Regions from separate parts of the Homo sapiens genome. Here regions 2 and 3 are each linked to region 1. Evidence: chromatin loops called from intact Hi-C (ENCODE). Cell type or tissue: natural killer cell. All regions are shown on one strand. Region 1 has its middle 16 kb from the start of GPR68. Region 2 overlaps CCDC88C (coiled-coil domain containing 88C). Region 3 overlaps CCDC88C (coiled-coil domain containing 88C).

Evidence for each region. Peaks named below come from ENCODE experiments on the same cell type or tissue, not always from the same donor. Only the 100,000 strongest peaks of a DNase experiment are listed, where the experiment ranks them.
Region 2: a loop joins it to region 1, with 8 times the contacts of the local background. A loop is called at or near these places in 1 of 110 quality-filtered maps.
Region 3: a loop joins it to region 1, with 3 times the contacts of the local background. A loop is called at or near these places in 1 of 110 quality-filtered maps.

Annotation. Positions count from the first base shown.
Region 1 is chr14:91,225,746-91,230,745 of GRCh38, forward strand. No RefSeq gene overlaps it. Among named protein-coding and RNA genes, the nearest start is that of GPR68, 16 kb to the right of the region's middle. RefSeq lists enhancers at 2,642-2,701, 2,712-2,991, 3,022-3,341, 3,402-3,491, 4,039-4,088. In natural killer cell, no CTCF peak of the experiment used is centred here; DNase peaks (open chromatin) are centred at 1,626, 2,876, 4,196, 4,766 and 1 weaker place; H3K27ac peaks cover 4,603 bases.
Region 2 is chr14:91,313,388-91,318,387 of GRCh38, forward strand. CCDC88C (coiled-coil domain containing 88C) reads right to left here. Exons shown (of 30, transcript NM_001080414.4): 14 at 2,263-2,400; 15 at 1-763. Among named protein-coding and RNA genes, the nearest start is that of GPR68, 71 kb to the left of the region's middle. RefSeq lists an enhancer at 2,724-3,113. In natural killer cell, no CTCF peak of the experiment used is centred here; DNase peaks (open chromatin) are centred at 2,654, 4,394 and 4,684; H3K27ac peaks cover 4,042 bases.
Region 3 is chr14:91,372,745-91,377,744 of GRCh38, forward strand. The region is part of intron 3 of CCDC88C (coiled-coil domain containing 88C); the gene reads right to left. It overlaps LOC107984673 (a long non-coding RNA gene), which reads left to right. Exons shown (of 2, transcript XR_001750858.2): 2 at 1-1,507. Among named protein-coding and RNA genes, the nearest start is that of CCDC88C, 43 kb to the right of the region's middle. RefSeq lists enhancers at 1,225-1,294, 2,757-3,429, 4,346-4,605, 4,779-5,000. In natural killer cell, no CTCF peak of the experiment used is centred here; DNase peaks (open chromatin) are centred at 277, 957, 2,297, 4,517 and 3 weaker places; H3K4me3 peaks cover 201 bases; H3K27ac peaks cover 5,000 bases.

The sequences.
Region 1 (5,000 bases):
CGAATGCCTGGGTTTATATCCCGATCATTGTCCCTCCTGCTGTGCTCTCAGGCGATAGATGATTGGCTATTTCTTTACCTCCTGTTTTTGCCTAATTAGCATTTTAGTGAGCTCTCTGATTGGTCGGGTGTGAGCTAAGTTGCAAGCCCTGTGTTTAAAGGTGGATGTGGTCACCTTCCCAGCTAGGCTTAGGGATTCTTAGTTGGCCTAGGAAATCCAGCTAGTCCTGTCTCTCAGTACCCCCTCTCAACAGGAAAACCCAAGTGCTGTTGGGGAGGTTGGCTGACAACTGCTCTAACTGCTTCCTGCTGAATTGGGGCGTAGTAGGGGTTGTGCAGTTGAGATTTCCTCGGGAGGGGTGCCTTCGATGTCATCAACATCGGAGCATGGGCTAGCAGGCCGGTCCAGGGGTCCATGGTAGATCTTAGTCATGGACTGCATCTGGGGCTCCATTTGAAGAACTATTTGTAGTTTTACAGCTTTGATTCTGGAAGAGACAAACTTAACAAGGAGGTTAAAGATAAAGGGATTGAAATGTATGGGCTGCAGTGCAGGGGATTATTTCTTTGGCACACTTCACAGGCCTTGACTATCTGCTTGATAGTTTTGAAAAGGCCTGGTCTAGTAAATAATAATTTGACCATCTGATGGGTGCTATTAATGCCTAAGAGAAAGATATGGTGAAGGGTTTTAAGTAATTTCCATTGGTTAGCTGCAGGCATAAGTATTTTTCCTTCTTCGGTGGCTGGCCATTCTGAGGGGAGGAAACTATGTCCTCGTGAGGTTCCCCATTCTATTTCTTCTGAGTACTGGGGCTTGGTTTCCTGGAGGGGATTACCCTATACTAGGGCTCCTTCTATAAGCATTTCTAATGGAGGGTCCTGCCTTGTGGCTCTTTTGGCTTCAATATCCGCTTGGTGGTTCCTTTCTATTTCCCTTTCCTTTCCTTTCTGGTGACCCCGGCAGTGTAAGACTGCCACCTCTTTAGGTTTCTGTACAGCCAATAATAATCTCCTAATGGCTTCCTGATGTTTGATAGGTGTTCCCTCGGAAGTTAGGAATTCCCTTCCTCTCCATATTGCTGCACGGGCATGGAGGACTAGGTAAGCATACTGTATATATATTTACCCGAAAAGGTGAAAGTTCTTGACTTAATAAAGAACAAGTTCATATATTGAGGCTACTAAGCTCTATGGTAAGAATGAATTTTCTATCCATGAAATTGAGAAGGAGGCTGGGCATGGTGGCTCATGCCTATAAGTATTCCCAGCACTTTGGGAGGCCGAGGAGGGCAGATCACTTGAGCTCAGGAGTTTAAGACTGGCCTGGGCAACATGGCAAAACCCCGTCTCTACCAAAAATAGAAAAAATTAGCCGGGCGTGGTAGTGGGCGTCTATAATCCAGCTACTCGGGAGACTGAGGTGGGAGAATCGCTTGAAACTGGGAGATGGAGGTTGCAGTAAGCCCAGATTGCGCCACTGCACTCCAGCCTGGGTGACAGAGCGAGTCTCTGTCTCAAAACAAAAAAGAAAAAAAAAAGAATTGAGAAGGAAAAAGAGATATGTGCTAGTTTTGTTGTCAAACCTCAAGCTGCAAAAGTTCTGGCCACAATGTGTGGTAAGTGATCAGTTAAGATGGAAAAGGCATTACATGTGTGGGTGGAAGACGTGAACAGAAACGTGTTCCAACTGACAGCAGTCGAGTTCAGTACTATCCACTGGGGATCTTGGAACATACTCCACGTGGATGAGGGGGTACTGTTATCATTAGGGCATAGTCAGGCAGCCGTGCATGGTGGCTCACACCTGTGATCTCAACACTTTGGGAGGCCAAGGCAGGAGGATCCCTTGAGCCCAGAAGTTTGAGACCAGCTTGGACAACATAGTGAAATCCCATCTCTACAAAAAAAGTTTTTAAAATTTGCCAGGCATGGTGGTATGCTCCGGTAGTCCCAGCTACTCATGGGGCTAAGGTGGGAGGATCACTGGAGCCTGGGAGTTCGAGGCTGCAGTGAGCTGTGATCACACCACTGCACTCCAGCATGGGTGACAGAGCAAGAGCTAGTCTCAAAAAAGGAAAAAAAGAAAATGGTAAAATGTGCAAATGTGGAATATATATTTACAAAGTTCTTGGGTTTTACAGAAGATTTACTCCTACCACCACCAAAATATTTATACCTTTGAAATGCTTTTTTTTCCAAACAGCATTTTGTTTACTAAGGCAAAAGAACAGCATTTTGTTTACTAAGGCAAAAGGTCCTTTGAAGAGCCTAACATTTATCACCATTGCTGCCCCTCACCTCACCCCTAACACTATTCCACCTCCTCTCTGTCTGCTCCCCTGCACCCCCTGAGCCCAGACCCTTTAACCTCTTGCATAGGAGGGCAGCCTCACCCTGTGGGTGGGTCAGGCCTCTCCAGTGCTCAGGCGGCTCAGAGTCCTCCTGAACAACTCCAGTCACTTGCCCTTATCTCTTTCACAAGCTCCCACTGCACAGTGCCCAACAACATTAGAAACTGAGTCACTGACCGTGTCCCATTACACTCTTACAATATCCTGTGCTGGTTGCACTGCTGAGTGACGGCTGACTCACCCAGATCAGGGGAGTCCAGCTTCGCAGCCATGGCCCCAAATGTTTGTTGAACCTGCTTAATTTTCATTCATTTCCTTAAACAGGTCTAGTTTCATTCTTTAAGGAGCAACAGTTGTGAGAATAGAACACAGAGGGTAGAAATGAACCCCGCATTGTACACACAGCAGTTAAGCGTGAGGATGTAGCACAGTGGTTCTGGGACTGACTTCAGTTCTCCCTATGCAGGGGCATGATGCAGCCCTGGGCGGAAGTTGCTGGGGCTGGGGCTCTCCAGGTCTCCCTTTGTCATTCTAGGGGAGTTCCCACAGGCAGGGGCTGTGCTCAGTGCTGGTGCGGCAGCAGGGCTGACACCTCCAGCATCCTGAGAACTCAGCCACATGGGGATCTGCGGCATCTCACGGCTCAGTGAAGCCACCTCAGCTCTGCAGCCTCCCTGACCACATGTCCTCCAATTAGGATTTTTGTCCCTGATTTGGGACTGCAGAGTTCCATGTAGCGAGGGCCTCTGATTGAGATTGTACCCCGACGTTTCTGCAATCTTGATGGCTAGAAGAGAGAAGCCCTCACCATGGTAAAGCTGCCAGCACGCTTCTGACTCATGTTTTGGGGGAAGACACAAATGGGTCTTTGGTTTTGCAGTAGTAACAGCAGGGTTCTCTTCTGGCATGGAGGAGTCTGAGGCATAACCATGTAATGGGTTGTCTTCACTGTGGGCAGAAATTCATGGGGAGAGGATTTCAGTTGTTTGGTAAAGAGGCTGACACCAGGTTGAGCCCAGAGAAAGCTGAGAATAAGGGTCCTAGACTCAGTGACACATCCAAACCCCTGACCCCGCTACAGGGAGAGGCAGGCCTGTGGTCCAACATCAGGGGCTCTGATGCAAGGGAGAAGACCCCTTAGCAGGGCCCAGCCCAAGGACCACAGGAGCTCTGCATTCCAGGATCCAGTTTTGATGCTTGTCCATTCCACTGTAGGATTCCTGCTCAGACCTTTAGTAGTTTTGCTCAGCTTTCCTCTTTTATCCTAGCCTTGACTGTGCTTTGAGGAAGCACCTGTATCCATGGGGTGGCCATGGTGAGTGTGGCTGCAGCCTGCAGAAGCTAGTTACAGGGAGATAGGAGATGACATGCAGGGAATGATGGGGTGATTTAAGGCGAGATATGGGCCTGGTGCCAACCAGAATGGATTTGTGGGACATAGGAGCATCACTGGGCATTTCCAAGAACATTGAGGGGAGGTAATCCTGGTGAACAGTGCATAGGATGCTCCATGGATAACAAGGGCAGGCTGGAGACCTTGGCACCTTGAGGGGAGAATGAGCCACACAGACCCTGCAGGAGATGGATCAAAGACAAGTGAGCCAGCTAAGCAGGTCAGGGCTCCTTAGTCCCCTGGAGGTCCTCTGGCCCCTCCGTCACTCAGCAGGGAAAGGCATTCCTCTGAGGTTGTTCCTTGCCCCTCATTGCACGGGCTTTGCTGACCACCAGCCCCGACTTGGTCCAGCCCACTGCATTCTGCTACATCCTGCCCACTCCCTGTGGCTTCCACTGGCTGCACGATGAGGTCTAACTCAGATTCGAAAAACCACTTCCTCTAGGCAAGGTGGAGAGGAGGATGTGGCTTACCAGCAATTCACATAAACTCAATGTGTGTCAGCAATAAGATTTCTCACCAGAAGTAAAGAAGCAGAGAGGAAAATGGGCCTGTTCTCCATGGGGCAGGTCAGACAGACTTGCTCTCACTTCACATTCCAGGCATCGCATTTGAAGAAGTGGATTTTGTTTAGAGGAAGGTACAGAGGGGTGGGTGCTTAAAACCTCTTAAGTTTAGGGCTGGATGTGGTGGCTTATGCCTGTAATCCTGGGGAGGCCAAGGCAGGTGGATCACTTGAGGCCAGGAGTTTGAGACCAGCCTGGCCAACATGGTGAAACCCTCTTCTCTACTAAAAATACGAAAATTAGCTGGCTGTGGTGGCACACGCCTGTAATCCCAGCTACTTGGGAGGCTGAGGCAGGAGAATTGGTTGAACTTGAGAAGCAGAGGTTGCAATGAGCCAAGACTGTGCCACTGCACTCCAGCCTGGGTGACAGAGCAAGGCTCTGTTTCAAAACAAAACAAAAAACCTGTTAAGTTGAGGTGGCTTGAAGAGCTGCCTGTCAGAGACTGGCCAGATACTCACCAATTCTGCCTCTCTTTCCTGCATCCATAGGAAAACTACCTTTCCCAGCCTCCCTTGCAGTTAGGTTGAGGCCACATGCCTGGGATCTGACCAATGGAATGTAAGTAGCAGGGATATCCGCCATTTCCACACTTGGCCAAAAACCCCTGTGAGATTCTCTTTTTGCTGCATCCCCTTACCTGTGTGGGTGAAAAGGGAAGACCCCAAGATGATGGACTCTGGTGATG
Region 2 (5,000 bases), 88 kb after region 1:
TGGCCAGCCGGAGGGCCTCCAGGTCCCGCCGCAGCGCCTGGCGCTCAGCCTCCAGCTCGCCCAGCTCACTCTCCAAGGTCTGCGTCTTGTGGCTGCTGCTCTCCAGGCTCTGCTGCAGCCGGAGGTTCTCAGCGCTCACGCTCTGGTAGCTGAGCTCCAGGCGCTCTGACTTCTTGCCCAGCGCCTTGAGCAGATCCACGTTCTTCCTCAGCTCCTCCTTCTCACGCTCCAGCTGCTGGTTCTCCCTCTCCATCTGTGCCAGCTTGGTGCTGGTGAAGCGCATGGTCTCCACCAGCCTGCGCAGCTCCAGGTTCTCTGCGTCCAGCTGCTTGTTGTCACGCTCCAGGCCCTCAAGCTGCAGGGACACGTTCTGCAAGGTGTCCAGAGACTTCCTCAGAGTCCGGTTCTCCAGCTGCAGGCCCTGGCTCTCATGCTCCAGGGCCTCGACTTTCTCGGTGGCTGTCTCCAGGGAGGTCACCTTCCTGGCCAGCCTCCCGTTCTCCTCCTGGAGTCGCTGTAGCTCCCTCTCCAGCTTCTCTGCCCGCTCCCCCTTCTCCTTGGCCTGCTCCAAGTCCCTGTGCAGCTGCCGCTTCTCAAACTCCAACTGGCTGAGCTTGCCATTGGCCTCCGTCACCGTCTGGTGGAGGGCTTTGTTCTCCTTCTCCACGTCTTTCATGCGGGCCTCACTGCTGACCTGCGACCTCTCCCGCAGCGACCACATGGCTCGGTTGAGGTGGTCCTTTTCCTGCTCAAGGTCCTTGATCTACGGGAAAACACAACAGGCACAACCCAGGCTGCTGCAGGAACCTATTTCAGTGACATGGGCTCACACTGGGGATGGGAGAGAGAAGGCCTTGAACGGCTGTCCTACCTGTGCTCAGACACTGCCTGTGCGTTCCCCAGAGGCTTGACAGACACAGGTGAGTGGGCACAGACACCACCACTTAGATGGTTCAAGTCAGAATACACTCAGAGCAGCCAGGATGATTTTAAAATGTAAATACATCTCTCTCCCTCACTTAAGTTTCAGCGGTTTCTCTTGGTCTCTGGTAGCCGGGCCCTGCCCACCTCTGCAGCCTCTGCTTACACTACTCTCCACCTCCTGCTCACTGCTCCTAGCCCAGCTGACTGTGAACACTTTGCACATGCTGATCCCTCTGCCTGGAGTACTTTCCTCTGGCTATCAGCCTCACTGGCTCTTTCTTATACTTGGGGTCAGTTCCCCAAAACATCCTGGCATGATGATTCTAAGGTAGCCGTGTATCCCAGTATTCTCTCCCTCAGCACCCTATTCTCTCAGTAGCACCCTCCTGAGATCATCTTGCCTGTCACCTGGAAGTGTGCCTTCCTGGCTGTGAGCAACATCTGGGCAGGGCCCTGTCCGTCTGTTTACCATGCACCATTCTAACCATCTTCTCTGGGCTTTTTATTCCTCTACTACAGATGCCAAAAAGCTAAAATACTTGGGGCCAGTGATGGTGGCTCATGCCTGTAATCCCAACACTTTGGGAAGCTAAGACGGGAGGATCACTTGAGCCCAGGAGTTCGAGACCGGCCTGGGCAACACTGTGAGATCCCATCTCTATTAAACAAAAGAAAACATAAACAAAAACAAAAAACTAAAATACTTGGTGCCCTGGCATTCTTTGCAGGCAGAGGTAGCCACACGTTAGTTCTGGCCAACGTGACGTCTACGGAGCATCCTTGGGAGGGTTTCCCTGTGATGCTAAGCCCTCCACCTTTCTCCTGCTTGTACCTTAGGGATGTGCAGCAGCCACTGCTAAGGCTGGCAGAGCTGTAGGCAAGAGGCCTGGTTCCTGATGGCATCCCTGAGCCACTACATCAGCCCTGGACTGCCCGCCGTGTGAGGCAAATAAAACCACACGGATTTGCCAGGGTTCTCAGCTGGGGCACTAAGAACATTTGCAGATGGAGTGTTCCTGACCTGCGCACTGCAGAATATGTAGCAGCATCCTTGGCCTCCACCCACTCCATGCCAGGAGCACCACCCCCTCTCTTCCCCGGGGTCACGACAATCAAAAATGTCTTGAGACATTGCCAAATGTCCCTTGGGAGGCAAAATTCACCCCACCTTTTCCCACCGCCAGTTGGGAAATTGAGAATTGCTGATTTAAGCTGTGGCTAAGCTAGGTAACGGATAATCCATGCATCCACAATACAGTACCAGGAATGGCTGTAATCCCGGCTCTCCGTCTTGCAGGCAGGGGTTCTAGGAGAGGCGTTAGTGGTGGAGGCACCTACCTGCCTGGCTTTGTCAGCCTTCAGGGTCTCCATGTCACTCTGCAGCTGCTCCTTCTCTCTGATCAGCTCCTCACTGAGGGTCTCCAGATCTTGGTTGCTCTGCTTTTCTCTCTCCAGCTGGGTTTGTAACTTTTCAATCTGCAGAACCAAAAGACCCAGCCCAGTGCAGACATCAGTCCTACGAAGTGAACCATGATTTAAAACAAAACAGAAACCACCCCAACAGAATGCACTGATGGGTCTTTTCTCAAGGGAAGACCTCCTGACATCATTCTGTAGCAACTCCCCACACCACAGCTGTCACTCTTAAGACAGAAAGTCACCAGGAAGCAAACCATCACCATCCCCCCAGCGTCCCTCTGCCCCATCCTTGCTGCCATGTGCTCCACCGCCTGAGGCCGCCACCGCTGGGTGCCCTCGGGGGTTTCACACGCACCCAGCTTCCTGTCCTCCTGGAGACTTCCTGCCTCAGTTGGTGATGTCACCTGGCTGCTCAAGTGGCCCTCTGTTATATCTCTTCCTCTTTCACCTCCATGGAAATGTGTCACCAAGCCCTGTCCTTCTTACCCCTTCCACACTTCCACCATCTCCCTCACAGGCCAGGCCACATTTTGTCTGGCCTGGACAGCCACCCAGTGATCTCCTTGACATCAAGGTCTTATGCCAGAACCCACCTGTTCGCAGCCCTCCTAAACATGAACTACCTAAACAGAGGTCCTTATGCTCCCCGTTGCACACGAGTGCCCGCCTTGCTGAAATGCAGATTCTGACTCAACCTTTTTTTTTTTTTGAGATGGAGTTTTGCTCTTGTCGCCCAGGATGGAGTACAATGGCATGATCTTGGCTCACTGCAACCTCCGCCTCCCAGATTCAAGCAATTTTCCTGCCTCAGCCTCCTGAGTAACTAGGACTACAGAAGCCTGCCACCACGCCCATCTAATTTTTGTATTTTTAGTAGAGACGGGATTTCACTGTGTTGGCCAGGCTGGTCTCACAGGTGATCCGCCTGCCTCGGTCTCCCAAAGTGCTGGGGTTAACAGGCATGAGCCACTGTGCCCGGCCAACCCTTGCATTTCTGATTGCTGTTGCTTCTGGTCTAAAGGTGTGATTTCCTGGGTCCTACCTACCCCTGATGGACCCCTCATCTTTCTCATTCTGTGGTTCTTTGTCCTATACTCCGGTCCATCCCCGAAGAAGACCTGTGCACCTGATGAACCTGCTGGGCTAAGGTATGGGATGGCTGCAGACTTTCTGGCCCCCAGAGGGTTTCCTGTCCTCCCTGCAGCCACTGGCATGGGCAACAGTCTCATGTGGTGCAGCATTAGGTTTTCCTGGGAGTTGTGGGTGCCAGGACCCTGCCCCTCAGCCCCCAGGCTGCATGTCTTCACATGAGCTGCTCCTGCCTCTCATGACAGGCCCCCAAAGGGCTGCCCCTCTTCCTCTAAAAATAAGGATTCTTTTTCCTTCCTGACTCAAAGAATGAACTCTTATGACTTCAATACAAAGCTACAGACACAGAGGAGGGAGGGGGCTTCTCTAGGACCCATGGAGGTGCCTTGAGTTAGAGAGAAAGATGTTTTAACTTCAGGGAACTATGGTTTCCAGAGGTCCCAGACCAAAGCAAGCGTGCAGCCTGGGCTACATTCGGGGTGAGATGAAGAGCCAGGTTGGCACTAGGGGCCCCCTGTGGGACTCAGCAGGGCCAACGGGCTTGCTTACTGACTAGGAAATGCCAGCTGGATGGCTGAGGTTGGAGAGGGAAATTCAGGATGAGCTGAGCTGGCTGAGGGTTGCCAGGCCTGAAGCACAGCCTGCCTCCTGCTGGTGCTGAAGGGTTCACCTGTCAAATGCTGGCGAGCACCCTCTACGTGTCAGACTCTGGGCTGGGCACTGGGGCCAATAAAACAGTCAGTGAGACATGGACAGAGAGTGAAGGGAGAACCACCCTGCAGGGTCGGGCCAGATTCCAGCCAGGCTCAGGGCAGGCCAAGGACGAGAGGGAGGAGAGAGCTCCAGGCTTCAGACACAGGACAGCCCTGCCTGCAAACAGCGGCCCCTCCCTTCCGGCGCCCCCACGACCAGAGAGTGTGTGCCAAGACAGGGCCTCCCGAGGGCCACGGCAGGAGAGGCTGGCGTCGGGCCAGGGAGGAAGTGGGTAGGGCCTGAGAGATCAGCATAAGGAGTTGTGGTGGGTGGGCGACGCCCCCGCCAGGTCCTGTTTGTACAGAGGAGGGGCCACAGCAGACAGGACAGGGCAGAGAGATGCCTGGGCACCACCCTGGTGACCTGCCAGAAGGGGCCCCAAAATATCACTAGGCCAGAGAGATAATACTGCAGGCTTTCTGGGGCAGCGTCGTGAGGACCTGCAGAGCTGGAGGTTCTCATCTTCCTAAAGGGCAATTATTTTTATCATGGCCAAGGTTGGGCTGCCACTTATGAAGACATTTCCCGTGCTAGGCCCACATGAATCTAAGAAACCAAAACACTGAGTCAGCCACAGTGGCTCACACCTGTGCTCCTAGCACTTTGGGAGGCTGAGACCGAAGGACTGCTTGAGCCCAGGGGTTTGAGACCAGCCTGGGCAACATAAAGAGACCCCAGTTCCAAAAAAAAAAAATTAGCTGGGCGTGGTGGTACGTGCCTGTGGTCCCAGCTATTCGGGAGGCTGATGTGGGAGGATTACTTGAGCTCTGGAGGTCAAATCTGCAGTGAGCCATGGTCACACTACCGCACTCCTG
Region 3 (5,000 bases), 150 kb after region 1:
GAGTCCCCTCTGCCGGCTCCACCACCACGTTGCTGCTGGGCCTCGGCATCAAGCCCTGCCAGGTGGCCAGAAAGGCAGGTGGCCGGGCAGGCAGGCATCACTTAACCTAGCGACAATCAAGCCTGTGCCTGGCATGAAGTCAGGCCCCCGGAGGTGCTGGCTGAACCTGAGGCCTTTCCTAGCCGTCAGGTTTTGCTGGGCACTGTGCTCTCAACATGCTCCGGGGCGACACACCATCCTCCCTCCTGCTTCAACACAGGGCAGCTCTGCAGGGGGCAAACACAGGAAGCCACAGTCACCACAGTGAGCCCATAAAGGAAGACAGTCCCAGCTACCTGTGTGTGCGAGGAGTGGGGTCCATTCTAGAGATCCCCAGGAATGCACAAACCGTCCCCAGCCCCTGGGCTCAGGACCAAGGAGGAAGAACTGAGCTGGGACATCTGCTGGGGCCACCTTCTCTCTTCTCCCTCTGGCCTCAGGAGGGCCAAGAAAAACACACACGATACCAGTGCCCTATGGTGGTCTGGACTCAAGAGAGCTGGCTTGGACGCTATGCTGAGAACACTAGGGGCAGGTCTGGCCCTGGGAGCAAGTGTGCCACGGTTCATCAGTGACATCTGCCTGGGGCCAAGCAGAACTTGTGCTGGTCAAATAGCAAAGGATGAAGAGAAGGAAAAATTCTACACACATGGGAACCATGAGTCTCCAGCATGGATAAATAAGACTGTAATTACCCCTCCTTAGCCCCCACTCGCTCCTCCAAAAAAGCTTTCTGGAGGAAACAGACAGCAGAGCAGACATTTCATGCAAACTGGTCTCTTTTCATTACAGGAGTTTGCAGCAAAAGATCAGACTTCATCTAGAGAGCAAGAAACTCTCTATTCTATCACCAAGAATGTATTCTATAGCAGGAAACTGGGGGAGGGCATATCGGGACACAGTTGAAAAGCCGGGGAGGAGGAAGGTTCAGAAGTGACAAGTTTCTAATGACTAATATCTCGGCAGGAAGTGAAAATCTCAAAAGATGTTATCAACTTTGCAGCAGCTGTCCAAGTTGGGGGGTGGGCAGGGGTTGGAGGTGACCTGGCAGCCCAGCCGGTCCCCTGCCCACCCGCACCTGACAAAATCCTCTCTGTCCAGCCACACTTGCCTCCAATGCCTTCCTCAAACCCCTCCGCCGGCAATGATCACTTCCTCAGCAATCAGTGCCCCCAGGCCCCTCTCTCGTGTCCCTGCCTGAGTCCCACACAGGGAACTGAGATCCTCAGGGTCCCCAGGGCAGATGCTGGAACATGCTCACCTCTGAATCCCCCCAGGGCTCTGCACAGTGTGGCCCACAGCAGATGCCTGCCAGCTGCTGGCTAAATGGAACTGGCTGCGGGGAGGAAGGCTCTGGTGAGAACAGAGGCTTTTTGGGACCTCCAACTAAACGCACCCTCCCCCATCTACAGTGTAAAGAACACTTTATTTCGAACAGCAATAAATCAGCATGCTGCATAAACCAGGAGCTTGGCTAGACACACTGTGTCTATTACCTCTCATCCTAACTCTTGCAGGCAGTAGCAGGGTTAAGTCCACCAGGTATCTGCTAATGCAAGGTCCATTTGATCAATAGGTATTTTTCATTGCTTGGAATATTGGAGTAAATGAGAGGGCTAAAGAGGTAAATATATGTCACATGTGTGTGTTAAGAAGCAAAATAAAGGAACATAGGAGGAAGTGACAGAAAACATAGCTCTTACAGACAGGTGGTCAAAGAGGGCCCTCGATGAATCGTCAGCTGAACAAAATGCGAGTGTAGGGAGGGTGTGAGCCAGGTGGACGGGTGGAACTGGAGAATCCCAGGCAGAGGGAACAGCCAGGGGCAAGGGGTTACAGCCAGAACAGGCCGTGCAGTCCTGCTGAGCACAGAGCCTGGGGTGGCCCAACCGACCTTTGAGGCCATTCCAACAGTCTGGCAGCATCTGCAGTGGTCTCTGCAGTCAGGCTCATTCCGAAGCCTCAGGAGGCACAAGGAAGTCTCACACAAGTAACTCACTGTGATCCCAGGGGTAGTTTAAGCTTGGGTTCCAGGCACAGATGACTGGTAGTGGTTACCTAGAGTTCTGTGTTGAGAAGGATTCTGAGGCCAGATCTGGGCTCAGAGACAAAGAGGGCCAAGATCGGTCAATGGTGCCTGTCAGAGCCAGGAATGAAGATGTGGTGACACTCCCTTACGGAGCCCAATGGGACAGGCACTGTAACACGTATGTGGTATACAACATGCCGAGGGGATGTGGGCAAAACACCAGGAACTCTCTTCACTAGTTACGAAGCTACAGACTGAGTTTCCTCTGCTAAACCAGCCTTACTCTTCGAGTCTCCTTCTTGGGCTGTGGGCTCCTGAGGGTGGTGATCTGGGCGGTCTCGCTCCCCAGGGCTCTCCCAGGGCCTGGCACACAGCAGGGCTCAGCCATCATTTGCCAAATGAGCTAATGAAGGGCCACAGGCCCCAGGGTTAGCATGCGCGCGTGTCTGTGTGTGTGTGTGCGCGCGCGCATGTGGGAGAGAGAGAGACAGGCTGTGTGAACAGCCTGAATCTAAAGGACTGGGACAGAAACAATGCCCTTCAATTAGACCAACTGGACCCCTGCTGTGTGAGGCTCCGACCTGAGGACTCCAAAAAAAATCAAATCAGATGAAGCTTATTCTTCCTTTTTTCCTTTAAGTAGGGAAGCTTTTCTTCAGATGTGGGTGAGGTGGGGAAGAGGGGGGTGGGCAGCGGAATCAAAGAGCGTTTTCGGGGAAGGAGGGAAGGGCAGGCGCACAGACCCGCCCCGGCACCTGCTCACGAGGCAGACCAGCTGCTCTGGCTTCCCCGCAGGGCCGGCCGAGAGCCCACACTTCAGGCAAATAAAAGCACCCTCACCAGCTGTTCCCATGGCCAAGCCAAGCAGGATGGCAGTCTGTGCCAGCCCTGCCTCGGCAGCAAGTGGACTCTTCCAGCCCAAGCCACGAGATGAGGGGAGACTCAACCCTGTCCGTGCCCGGAGCACCTTCCCTGTGCGAGGCTCCTCAGGGCGAGTGGGGGGCAAATGTCTCCTTCTGATCTGACCCTTTCCAGCAGGCATGCATCTTCTTGCGTTCAATGGGGCAGGTGCCGTAACTGTGCCCATTTTACAGAGGAATAAACTGAGATACAGACAGTAAGGATGTGCCCTGGGGTCACATGACTACAAGTGGCGAGGCTGGGGCTGGAAACGTAGACCTTCCAGCCCCGCGAGTTCACAGGAGAAGAGGCTTGAACCCAGTCAGCCAACAGCCAGCAGCCCAAATGTATCTGCGGAGGAGACCTGAGGAGCTGGCAGGCGCAGAGGACCCTTTAGGCTGTGGCAGCCAGGAAAGGCCACACTTGTCACTCCCGCTGCTGCCCCCCAGGACAGGGTGACGATCATAGGTCAGGCTTCTCTCCTGTGAGCTCAGAGCCTCCTGAAACACCCAGGTGCTCGTCGCCGGGCATATGCATGTCTGGCTGGTGGTGGGGGCGCTGTCTGCTCCTGCTCCCTGACCTTGGTCGCCATCTTCTGCGCTTTGCACACTCATGACTGCCTCGATTTTATATCCACTCATGTGTTCATTCACTCACCCAACAAGCGTTTAGTGAGCCCCCGTCCCCTCAAGGCATGTGCTAGGAGCCAGGGCGTTATAGTGAATGGAAACAGATAGGACCCCTGCCCCCCAGGAACCACAGTCAAGGTAGTGAGGGACTTTTATCCACCGCCGTCTCTGGAGAGCCCACAGGTGGGAACACAGCCCTGGTGGGGCACAGGGAGGCTCTAAACAAACATTTCCTGCATGAACGCAGAGGTGAGAAGGAATGCCGGGAAGCCTGCAGCTGGGCATCCTGAGAGCCACCTGGCAGCAGAGGCAGAGAGCAGAGATGCGGAAGAGTGGCTGGTGCTGTCTGTGGGGAGGCCCAGGGGTCCCCTGGATGGTGCCCTCCCATGGGGGCCACGCACCCCCAGGTAAGCCCAGTGTCGGTTCAGCCCCCAGCTGGCTGCCCACGACACCCAGGCCTGCCGAGGTAGGAAAGGATGTCTGTCTCTCAGTCACACTGCCGAGCCCCTGAGGTTAATATCCCAAAGTGACTGCCACAGCCCCGGCCACCCAGACCTGGGAAAGTGGGGCTGGCCCCAGGACATCGTGAAGAACTGCTCCGGGTGGGCAGACCAGCCACTCCACACCCACCCGAGCAAAGCTGCCTGCCCGCCCCCCCTCCCTAACCAACTGCCACAAAGTGGCTCTCACCCTGTGTCCACTGAGACACTGGTCTTGAAGAAAGGAGAAAAAACAAAGAGAAACAGAAACCATGAAAAAGCACCCCCACCTGAACAAACAAGCTCATCCCACCTCAGACTGCCTGCCCTGAGCTTTTCTCAGGAGGAGGGGGTGGCAGTGGCCACTGAGGGCTGGCAGCATCAGTTGCCAGGGACAGGGCATGGGTGCCACGCGAGCCCTTCCACCCATTCCTGTGTGGCAGGCTGAGACATGAGCTTACTCTTCCACCGCGGAGCTCCCAGCCTGAGGCCTGCTGTGAAGATGACAGTTCACGCGCATGAGAGCCGGAGCGATGGTGCTGAACTGCTGACGATCTATGCCACTTAGCTCTGAGGTCGGCAGGCGCGGTTATTCACTCCCTGAACCAGCGAGCAAGTGGAGTTCAGGGGGTTAAGGGATGCACCCCGGCCACCCGAGCATGGGACGCATCATGGGACTCGTCGTCAGTTCTTGAGAGTCCAGATCTCTTGCTAAATGCAGATGGCCCCCCCCCGGTGCCACTTCAAGGTTCTGACTTTTTTAACCCACAGGATTCACAGTATAATCATTATGTACCCAGAAGTGCTAAGAACCATGGTGGGGAGGGTTACAAGATGCACCCCTGAGAATTATGTTCATCTGTGAGTAACAAAGACCTTAAAAATTGTGACTTACACAAGATTGAAGTTTCTCAGGAGACAGGC